Regions from separate parts of the Mus musculus genome. Here region 1 is linked to region 2. The links are chromatin loops, found by intact Hi-C in ENCODE. Cell type or tissue: left cerebral cortex. All regions are shown on one strand.

Region 1 (5,000 bases), 62 kb before region 2:
TACCTAACCTAAGGTTATGATATGTCTCAGACACTGACATTTCTAAGAAATGTAAGGACATTGTGGTAACACCACACCACAAGGAATTCAAGGTGAAGAGAGTCCATCCTCGGATTCTGGCAAAGGATGGTCAAGACAGCCACTCAGATGCAAAGCCAGGCTCCTTTCACGTAAGAGTAAGGATGCTCAGTGGGGTAAAGAGCCCAGTGGGTACAACCTAGACCTTTAGACACAGCATAGGCAGGAAGACGGTGGGCCTCAGGGCAAGAACAGGCAAGGAGTGTGCTTGCTGAATTCTGGAAATGCTTTGAACCTCTTGGTTTCCCTCAAGGAATAGCAGGATTTAAAGTGGTTGGTCCACTCTTAATGCTGTGTGTTGTGGGACAGGTCTTCAAATCCATACTTGGCTCTCAAGAAGTAGGGGGTGGGGGGGACTGGTGAGCCTCAAGAGCCTCATCCACACACAGACTTGATTTAGGAAGTAAGATCATAGACTTGATGTTGAGACTATATTGAATTGTGAGTTGGGACTCTGGACAGGAGGGCTGAAAGTGTGTGTGTGTGTGTGTGTGTGTGATAGGCATAAACGTGTCATAAGGTGTGTCATGGGAGTCAGGAGATGAGAGGACAGCTTTACAGAACTCATCTTCTCCATTTGCTTTCACATAGGGTTCCATGGGTTGAACCCAGTCAGGCTTTAGTGGTAAGTCCTTTAACCAACAAGATCATGAATAGGCTGAGGGGTGTGAATTCTTATGGCTAAGTAAGACTGGTAGGCTGGCGTCCACAGTATATCCTCCATCCTACACAATGTTCACTCAATACAGTGAAGGGGATATCCCTCCCAAGAGGTGGAGACAGTGATTCTCTGAATGTGGATGGGCCTACAGATACGAAATAAGTAATGATGTATCATTTCTAAGACTAGGTCATAAAGGAAGTGTAGTTTCTACTTGGTGCTTTTGGGATGGTCACTGGCAGAATCTAGCTACCGCACAGTTAAGAAATTCAAGTCACACACAAAGACCAGATGTAGATACGCTGTCATCTACAATACCAGTATTGGTGCCACATAAGTGTCAGCTGCCATTTGACTGCAGCCACATAAGATATGCCATTCCAAAAAACAAACAAACAAACAAAAACAAAACAAAACAAAACCCAAATCAAACAAGCAAACTACCTTGTTGACGTTGACATTGTGGCATATGGCATCGTTCCTCAGAAAATTGGACATAGTACTACCTGAGGACCCAGCTATTCCACTCCTGGGCATTTACCCAAAAGCTGTTCCAACAAATAATGACACCTGCTCCACTATGTTCATAGCAGCCTTATTTATAATAGCCAGAAGCTGGAAAGAACCCAGATGTCCTTCAACAGAGGAATGGATACAGAAAATGAGGTGCATTTACACAATGGAGTACTACTCAGCTATTAAAAACAATGAATTTATAAAATTCTTAGGCAAATGGATGGAACTAAAAATATCCTGATTGAGGTAACCCAATCACAAAAGAACACACATGGTATGCACTCACTGAGAAGTGGATATTAGCCCAAAAGCTCAGAATATCCAAGATACAATTCCAAGACCACATGAAGCTCAAAAGGAAGGAAAACCAAAGTGTGGATGCTTCAGTCCTTCTCAGAAGGGGGAACAAAATACTCACGGGAGCAAATATGGAGACAAAGTGTGGAGCAGAGACTGAAGGAAAGGCCATCCAGAGATGGCCCCACCTGGGGATCGATCCCATATACAGTCACCAAACACAGATACTATTGTGGATGTCAAGAAATGCATGCTGATGGGACCCTAATATAGCTGTCTCCTGAGAGGCTCTGGCAGAGCCTGACAAATACAGAGGTGGATGCTCTCAGCCACCATTGGACTGTGCATGGGTATCCGCAATGGAGGAGTTAGAGAAAGGTCTGAAGGAGCTGAAGGGGTTTGCAACCTCATAGGAAAACAACAATATTAACCAACCAGACCCCCCAGAGCTCCCAGGGACTAAACCACCAACCAAGGAATACACATGGAGGGACCCATGGCTCCGGCCACATATGTAGCAGAGGATGGCTTTGTCACGGGCATCAGTGGGAGAAGAGGCCCTTGGTCCTGTGAAGGTTCGAAGGCCCAGTGTAGGGGAATGCCAGGACGGGGAGTCAGGAGTGGATGGGAGGGTGGGTGGACACCCTCATAGAATCAGGGAGAAGGGGGAAGGAGTTTCTGGAAGGGGGAGCAGAAAAGGGGATAATATTTGAAATGTAAATAAATAAATATCCAATAAAAAAAGAATTGAGGCAGAAGGATGGTAAGTTCAAGGCTAGTATGAACTAGTAAACAGGGCATAGAAACACTGATCCTGTTCTTGGTTTTGCTTCATGTTTGTTTTAGGGTTTATTAATAGGGTCTCATGTAATCCAGACTGGCCTAGAGTACCCTATGTAGGTAAAGACGGCCTTAATTTACCCCTACCTCTGCTTCCAGCACACAAGTGCTAGGATTATAGGTGATAAGCAAGATGTTGTGTTTAAAAACAAAAAATAAAATGAAAAACAAAACCATCCGACTCCCAATAAACTCAAAACATTATTCCAGACAATGATACAATGATTGTTCTCAACCTGGGCATTTGGGAGGCAGAGGCAAGCAGATCTCTGTGACTTCAAGGTCAGCTTGGTCTACACAATGAGGTCTAGGACAACCAGGGCTAATTAAATTCTGTCTCAAAGAAACAAAAAACAAAATGCAAAAATAAAACCATTGCTCCAAGTCACTAATTTTGATTAGTTACACAGCAATGGATAACCATATGCCAATGTATTTGGTTTAGGCTTTGCTTTCAATGCATGGTCTCATACTGCAGCCCAGTTGACCTGATACCTGGAGGGACCCCTTCTCTGCCCCTCAAGTTCTGAGATTGCTGAACGCCACCATACTCACATTCTATCTCTGTTTTAACGAAGTGTTTCCTCAAGTCCAGAGAGTTACAGAGTGGTAAGTGGGTCACCGAGCTTCTAAAAGGCATTTTCACGGTCCCCATCTCCCTTTTTTTGTGTGTGGCATTCACTGTTTTTATGAGTGGTTTAACATCTGGCTCCCCGTCTGTTGCTTTACTTTGCCTATGGGAGGGCCTGGGGTAGGCTCTGCCTCATCTCTGTGACAATGGTTATTTCTAGATACCTGGGTGTGTTATTGCAGAAAGGCCTTGAAAATTGGCATAATCATGCTGCCACCCATGTCTACTGAATACGAAGCCTTGAGATACACTGTCCCTTAGTGTGCACTGCTGTCATTGAACCGACCATAAGCCTCCTGAGGGGCACTGTCATTATTCTTATATTCATATAGAGATGCCAAGTGAATTTCAAAGTCCAACTTCTGGAAATGTTTCAATCAGGGTTCAAATATGACTTCAAACGCTTAATTCTATCATTACTGTACTGATGACTTTTTGATAAAGGGATTGAGGCAGCAATCTCTTTAGATACAATAGAAAATATCGAGAAGGGGAAATTTAAAATAAGTTTCTGTCTTTTAATATTCTGTGTTAGTCAAGACAGGGTCTCACTATAAAGTTCTGGCTGTCCTGGAACTCACTCTGTAGTCTGAGCTGCCCTTGAACTCACAGAGATCCACCTGCCTCTGCCTCCCAAATGCCAGGGTTAAGGGCATGCGCCACCACACCTCTCATAGCTCTCATAGCTCTCATAGCTTTACTTAAGAGTGAAGAGGAGACTTTCCAATCACTATATCTACATGCAGATAGTATTTATTCAAATGAACTGGTGAACTGTAGCATTGCGAAAACTATGAGGGAAATGCTGGGTTTGTAAGGCTTCTTTGGGATTAATGTAAAATAAAAATAACTGCTGTAGTTAAATAGGCAATATGAATGATTAAGAAGGAACATCAAAGGCAAAAAAAGTAGAGCCTTTTAAAAACCAGGGAATAGTGTCTAAAAACATTGAGCTGGGGTAAAGCTAAAGACTGGAGCATTGTGAGAGAACTAAACTCAGAAGGAAGGATGACTGTTGGGTACCCAATAACAAATGATGAGCCCCGAGATCACACCTGCACCACTGTACAGACCAACCCATATGCATATACATATACATGGCCACATGTGTCAACAACGGCCAGGAGGGAAATGATATCACTGTAACCCTAAACACAAAAGAAATAATTTAAAAATATTGTTCTATTTAAATCTTTTTTTAAAAAAGGAAAGAAGGGAAATAATGATCTCTAGTGATTATGGTTTAGAGTCCATTGGTGACATTGACTTAAAATTTCTCTTTTGCCCATTTTGTTCAACTTTTAACAACTATGGCAAGAAACAACAGCTGATAGAGATTTAATTTTAAGACATCAAAATCATTCCACAGTAAAAAGGATATGAAATGGCAGAAGACCCATTGATCTTTTGGAAATGTTGGGAATAGGTAGGGCAACAACCTCTTGGTTCCCACGAGGAGGCTCATCTCCACCCCGCCCCCACTTGCTAATATTAGATCAAGCATGTATCACTTTCTGGGGAGAATCAATGAGTCTAAAGAGCATCTACTGGGTGGGCGCCAACAGAGCAAGGCTTTCAAGACTTGGAAGAGCCTCCAAAATAGCTGACCTGTCTTGTCGTTGTTATACCACAGTAAGTCTTTTTGTTCCATGTTTCTCTATATTCAAAATGAAAAGCATTATTTTAAGCTAAAATATATAGTGGCTTTAAGACCATAGAGCTTGCATTTCAACTGAAATGCTTTTATTCACAGAAGAGCTCCTGCAATCAAGGCTCTGTGCACAGCAGCATACAGCATGCCTCGTGGCTTTTCTTATGCTGCTGCAGTATATTCCCTAGATACGGATCTATAAATAAATAAGCACCCGGGAGTCCTAGGGATACCCAGCATTATTCTAGCAAGCAAACAGAGATTCCATTTAACGGGTGCTGTGTATTTCACCTGCATACCCAACACCTTCATCTGTAAAATAACAA
Region 2 (5,000 bases):
CAGAGTGGCAAAGATGGGAAACAAAGTTCTTACGGGATCGGCTTGCTAAGAAACCACACTCTAAGGCTGGTGTAACTCACGGGGGGAATGCCTGCCTGGTGGGAGAGAGGTCCTGGGGTTATCCCCAGCACAGGAGGAGGGAGGAGGAGGGGAAAGCAGCAGTGGCTCATGGAAAAAGCACAAATTTAACTTACATTGATATGCTTTTTTCACATCATAAGTCATAGATCCAAATGTTTGGTAGCACAAGTTGACAAAGATGTAAAGATAGAGTAACCCTCCTAACTCCTATGTTTAGGAACACATCCTAAAATTCACTGTGAGCCAAGATGAACCCACAGGATTATCACCTTAGCAAAGCAATAATCAGCAAAAGACTGGAAATGTATGTGCAACAGAAGGGAATTCACTGATCAAAGTAGGCAATATAGGCTGAGGATTACTTATCTGAAATGCTGGAGAATAAAAATCTGAATTTTTCATGGTTTTGCTTGTGTACAATGAAATGTCTTAAGGATGAGACTCAACTCTAAGCACAAAATTTATTTGTCTCATATGCATTTTATGCTCATAGCCTGAAGGTACATTTATACACTGTATTTTCATTTTTTAAAATGCATGTATGTGGGTAATATTACAAAGACTCAACCAGAGACTTGCTTTTAAAAACCGGCCAATGAAATAAAAACAAAAGTCCACATACAAGGCCGCAGCACGGGATACAGAATCCAGTACAGACAAAAAAGAGAGCACAGACCATCTAAAGAGAGAGCGGGCAAGTACACAAGGTGGAAGGAAGCACAGCTCTTAGCTGGAGACTTGCTTTCAGTGGGATTTTGTTGGTGGGTAGCATACTTCTCAATGATGGTGAAAGGTCAGCCATTTGTCCTCTGGCACATCCAGGTAGATGTTACCCTGGATACCCATGCTGGGATGCTAGCAGGGAGTAGGGCCTTCACCAAACGCACAGCAGAGGAGTGGCCACCAAGGCACTACAGGAATAGCTTAAGCTCTCATCTTCATAAATGAGGCCAGTTGCCTGTTTAATAAGCTTGTCTGATTCATGGTATCAAACACAGGCACGGGGATCTAAGTTCACCCTTTGCTCTCTCTGAGAATGTAGACCTGGAAACTTTTAATAGCCTAGTTGAGGGATGGAGAGCAGAAAAAGGAGAGGGGAAAGTGGGGAGGAGGAGACCCAGCAGCAACTTCTAGAAGATGATACTTTCTGAAGAAAATTGTAACAGAACAGAAAATTAAGCTTTGATAAAGAAAAAACTCTTTTTTTTTTTCAGTGTGCAATAAATAGCTTTGAGGAAAGAAAGAATGCAAATCTTAGTTAAAATGTTGCTGGAGAAAGTAACGGCTCTCCTAAAAGGCAAGCAGACCAGGCTGAGATGTAGCCCGGGCAGAGCATTAGCCTGCAAGCCGGAGGTCCTGAGGCTAAATCCCACACGAGTAAAAATGGGACAGAGAAGGACGGGAGGAGGGGAAGGGCGGGTGAAGAAATTCCGGCAGAGCAAATAACAGTCAGAACATTGACTACCCCTAGCCCAAGCCAGGGGGAAGCTTACCTTCTTAATGAAATAGAAATAGGAGGAAAATGGGGCTGCTGGGAAGGCTCAGTGAGAGAAGAGAAAGTTTGTATCACTAAGTCCAGCCACCTGAGACCTGTCTCTGAAATCCACAAGGTGGAAGGAGAAGCCTGACCCCCAAATGTTTTCCTCAGTTTCCCACACATGCATTGGTATCTGTGTGCATGTGTGTGTGTAGGCTGTGTATGTTGGGGGGGGGGGATCCCAATCAATAAGAAAAAAATTAAAAATAAGGCAGCAGCAATTAGTTATGAGAAGACATAATATTTTAATATTTATGTGTCTCTGTGAATGTATATGTGTACATGTTCATGTATGTGCACACGTGTCTACATGTGTTTGGAACCAGGTCAACATAGAATATCATCCTCTATCATTCTCTGTCTTATTTTCTGAGACCATCTGTCACTGAACCTGAGGCTCACAGATTCGGCAAACCTGGCTAAGCTGGGAGTTGGGGGATCTTCCTGTCTCTGCCTCCCAGCACTGGTGACTACAGGATCCTGCCATACACATCCGACTTCTTATATGGGCGCTCAAGATCTAAGTCAACATTCCAATCGAACAAAAGTGTCAACAGAAAGAACCGGGAGGCAGGTGCATGGCTAACATTTTTTTTTTTAAGGAAAAAAAAGGGGGTCAGTATTGCAGGAACAGAGTGGGCCAGAGCAAGCAAGGCAGCAGATGGAGTCGGACCGGAGCCAAATGTTCAGCAGTGGCGCTGGAGAGCAGACTGTCACATGCTCTATAACTTCAGTTAGCCAGTGTGGGAGGAGTTAAATCAGGCCGGGAGGCAAAAGCTGCAAGTCAGAGGCTCTCCCTGGGAAGCTGGCTTCTCATGACCACTTCTAGGCCACCTGGGCCTTCTACTATGACTAAGGCCGGAAGATACAGGAAGATCAGGAAGAATTTTTGCCCGGCATTGCCACTATGAGTTCTGACCATCAGGAAAAAGGGACAAAGTCGGGTGACTAAGTTGGTAGCTGTTAATACAACCTGGGTGGGATGATTTGGTAGCCTCACCCACGGTGCCAGTGGAACGAGAGTGAGAGGAAGCTAACCTCAGCATCTGAAGAGTTGCTCGGTTCTGAATCAGGGCCAGGTTTCACATCCACAAATCATCCACAGCTATTGCTAGCCAGGTACAACAGCCTGAGCCTGTAACCCCAGCCTCTAGGGAGACTAGGGCAGGAAGATTGAGCCCAGGAGCTCACAGCTAACCTGAGTACCATATTGAGAACCTACCTCAAAAAACAAATACCGGGACTGGAGAGGTGGCTCAGCAGTTAACACACTGGCTGCTCTTCCAGGTAACCCAGGTCCCATTCCCAGAAACCACATGGTGTGGCTCACAATCATCTCTGACTCCAGTCCCAGGAGACCTGACATCCCCTTCTGACCTCTGTGTGGGTACCAGGCAAGCACATGGTGCATAGACATACAGACAGAACCAAAGAACACATAAAATAAAATTTTAAATAATTTTAAAAAACAAAATTCCGCATTCTAACCTCAGCATCTCCTTCCCAGTTCTAAAATAAGACCCACGAGTCAAATTAGTTCAGCGAGCTCAAACAGAACAAGTCTTAGATGCAGTGGTGTTGGTCCGACTTCTGTCATGGTGACAAATATCTGAAACAAACTGTAAAATAATTATGGTTTCCTCTAAACTCAGGCTCCAGAGGTTCAGTTCGTGGTTCATGGGCTCTCCATCACCACGAGCCTGGCACATGGGGATCAGGATGTCAGAGCAGCAAGGTGAGTGGCAGGGGAGGTTGCTTACCTCGTGGTGACCCAGAGAGTCTGGCTGTGCTAATGGCTTCTTTCTTCCTTAACTCAACTCACAACTCATAAGACACTGCTGCCCACATTCCTGTCAGGCCTTTGTCTCTTAACAGATGTCCCACAGGACAGTCACCTCTAGACATACCCTCACAGACACATCCAGAAATATGCCTTCAATAAAGGCACCTGTCAATCCAAGCCCTGACTGTCGTAATTAACTAACTCGGATGCCCATCGGATCCAACCCTCTTTAGCCACACGGGGTCTTCTTATCCTTTAAACTGAACAACACAGTCACTTATTGATCAGCTATTATACCACGAGGTCCTGCAGAAGATACCAAAAAAAAAAAAAAAAAAAAACCTTCTTTATAAAGCCAAGGCCTTTCCTAGAGATCACGACCTAAAGTCTAGTTAAATTGTTCACATAATAAGACACAGGGATGGGTGTGAGGCTGTGTGGTAGAGTGTTTGCTGCATGTGCAAGGCTGAGGTTGGATCCCAACATTAAAAAAAGAAATCCCTTTTCTTAAGAAGCCCAGGCCCACTCTTGGCTCTGTATTACCTATTATTTTTTCCGAATTGCCTCTCTCCATGTTTAAATCTAAATTAAAATCTTTTCTTAATAAACCCAAAACAAACAATTGAAACAACAAAAGACTCCAAACAAGAAAGTGCAGAAGATTTGAGTATCATCTATAATAATGTCAATATACAAGTATTAATATATGTGTAGTTAATATGTCATATTAACATGAGTATCTAATATGTTTTTATTAATAGACAAGTAATAATTTGTGAGTATTAATTAATATGATAAGCATTCTGAAAGATAGAGATTAAAGGGAGCAACTATTGCCATCTTGGACTTGAACCTTGTTTTGAAGGATGGAAAGTGGGTTGGTCAGAGAAAAGAGAGGAAGTGGGCAGTGGCCCTGCAAAGAGAAAGGGCTAAGAGATTGTGGGGTACAGTTACACTATAGGAAGTACTCTATTCAAGGCTTCAAAACATGGGGCAAGCCGAGTGCAACGCACATATAACCCCGACCGAGGGAGAGAATAGGTAGTTTGCAGCTGACCTAGGCAATGCCATAATGTCGATTTTAAGGTAGGAGGCAGGACATAGGAAGATAGATATTACAAGTGGGAGATCTGTGAACACATATTTGAGCTCCTAATTAATTCTGCCATTCATTCCCTAGCCTGGACAAGTTATTAGACACCTCCCGCCCATTTTCCCAGAAATGGCAATCTAGTGCCTACGTCAAACGTCTCTCAAGAATAAGAATATGGTGATAAAAATATTTCTATAAAAGTTACTAATAGTCACCACTTATCAAAATAAAACTATTATCATTAAAGATGAAAATGAATTGGAATTCAATTATAGAAGGTCATGAATTTCAGGCTAAGCAGGATTTGCATTAAATTTTATAGGTAGTAGCAAATCAAGGTTTTGTGTGGGAAAATAAGAAAGTCAGGTTCAATGGCTTCATTTACTTAGTTATATCTGTGGTGCTAGAGATAGAACCCAGGGCCACGTGCATGTCAAGGAATGTAAAGTAATCTACCCCAGGACCACCACTCGAGCTTTAAGAAAGCCAATCTGTGGGAAACCATA

Evidence for each region. Hi-C counts contacts between places; a loop is a spot of excess contacts. Peaks named below come from ENCODE experiments on the same cell type or tissue, not always from the same donor. Only the 100,000 strongest peaks of a DNase experiment are listed, where the experiment ranks them.
Region 1: a loop joins it to region 2, with 2.3 times the contacts of the local background. A loop is called at or near these places in 3 of 42 quality-filtered maps.

What each region holds. Positions count from the first base shown.
Region 1 is chr10:59,529,317-59,534,316 of GRCm38, forward strand. The region is part of intron 1 of Mcu (mitochondrial calcium uniporter); the gene reads right to left. Among named protein-coding and RNA genes, the nearest start is that of Gm40671, 44 kb to the right of the region's middle. In left cerebral cortex, no CTCF peak of the experiment used is centred here; DNase peaks (open chromatin) are centred at 3,108, 4,589 and 4,871; H3K27ac peaks cover 444 bases.
Region 2 is chr10:59,591,684-59,596,683 of GRCm38, forward strand. All of the region lies in intron 1 of Mcu (mitochondrial calcium uniporter), which reads right to left. Among named protein-coding and RNA genes, the nearest start is that of Gm40671, 19 kb to the left of the region's middle. In left cerebral cortex, a CTCF peak has its summit at 2,292; a DNase peak (open chromatin) is centred at 2,327; H3K27ac peaks cover 841 bases.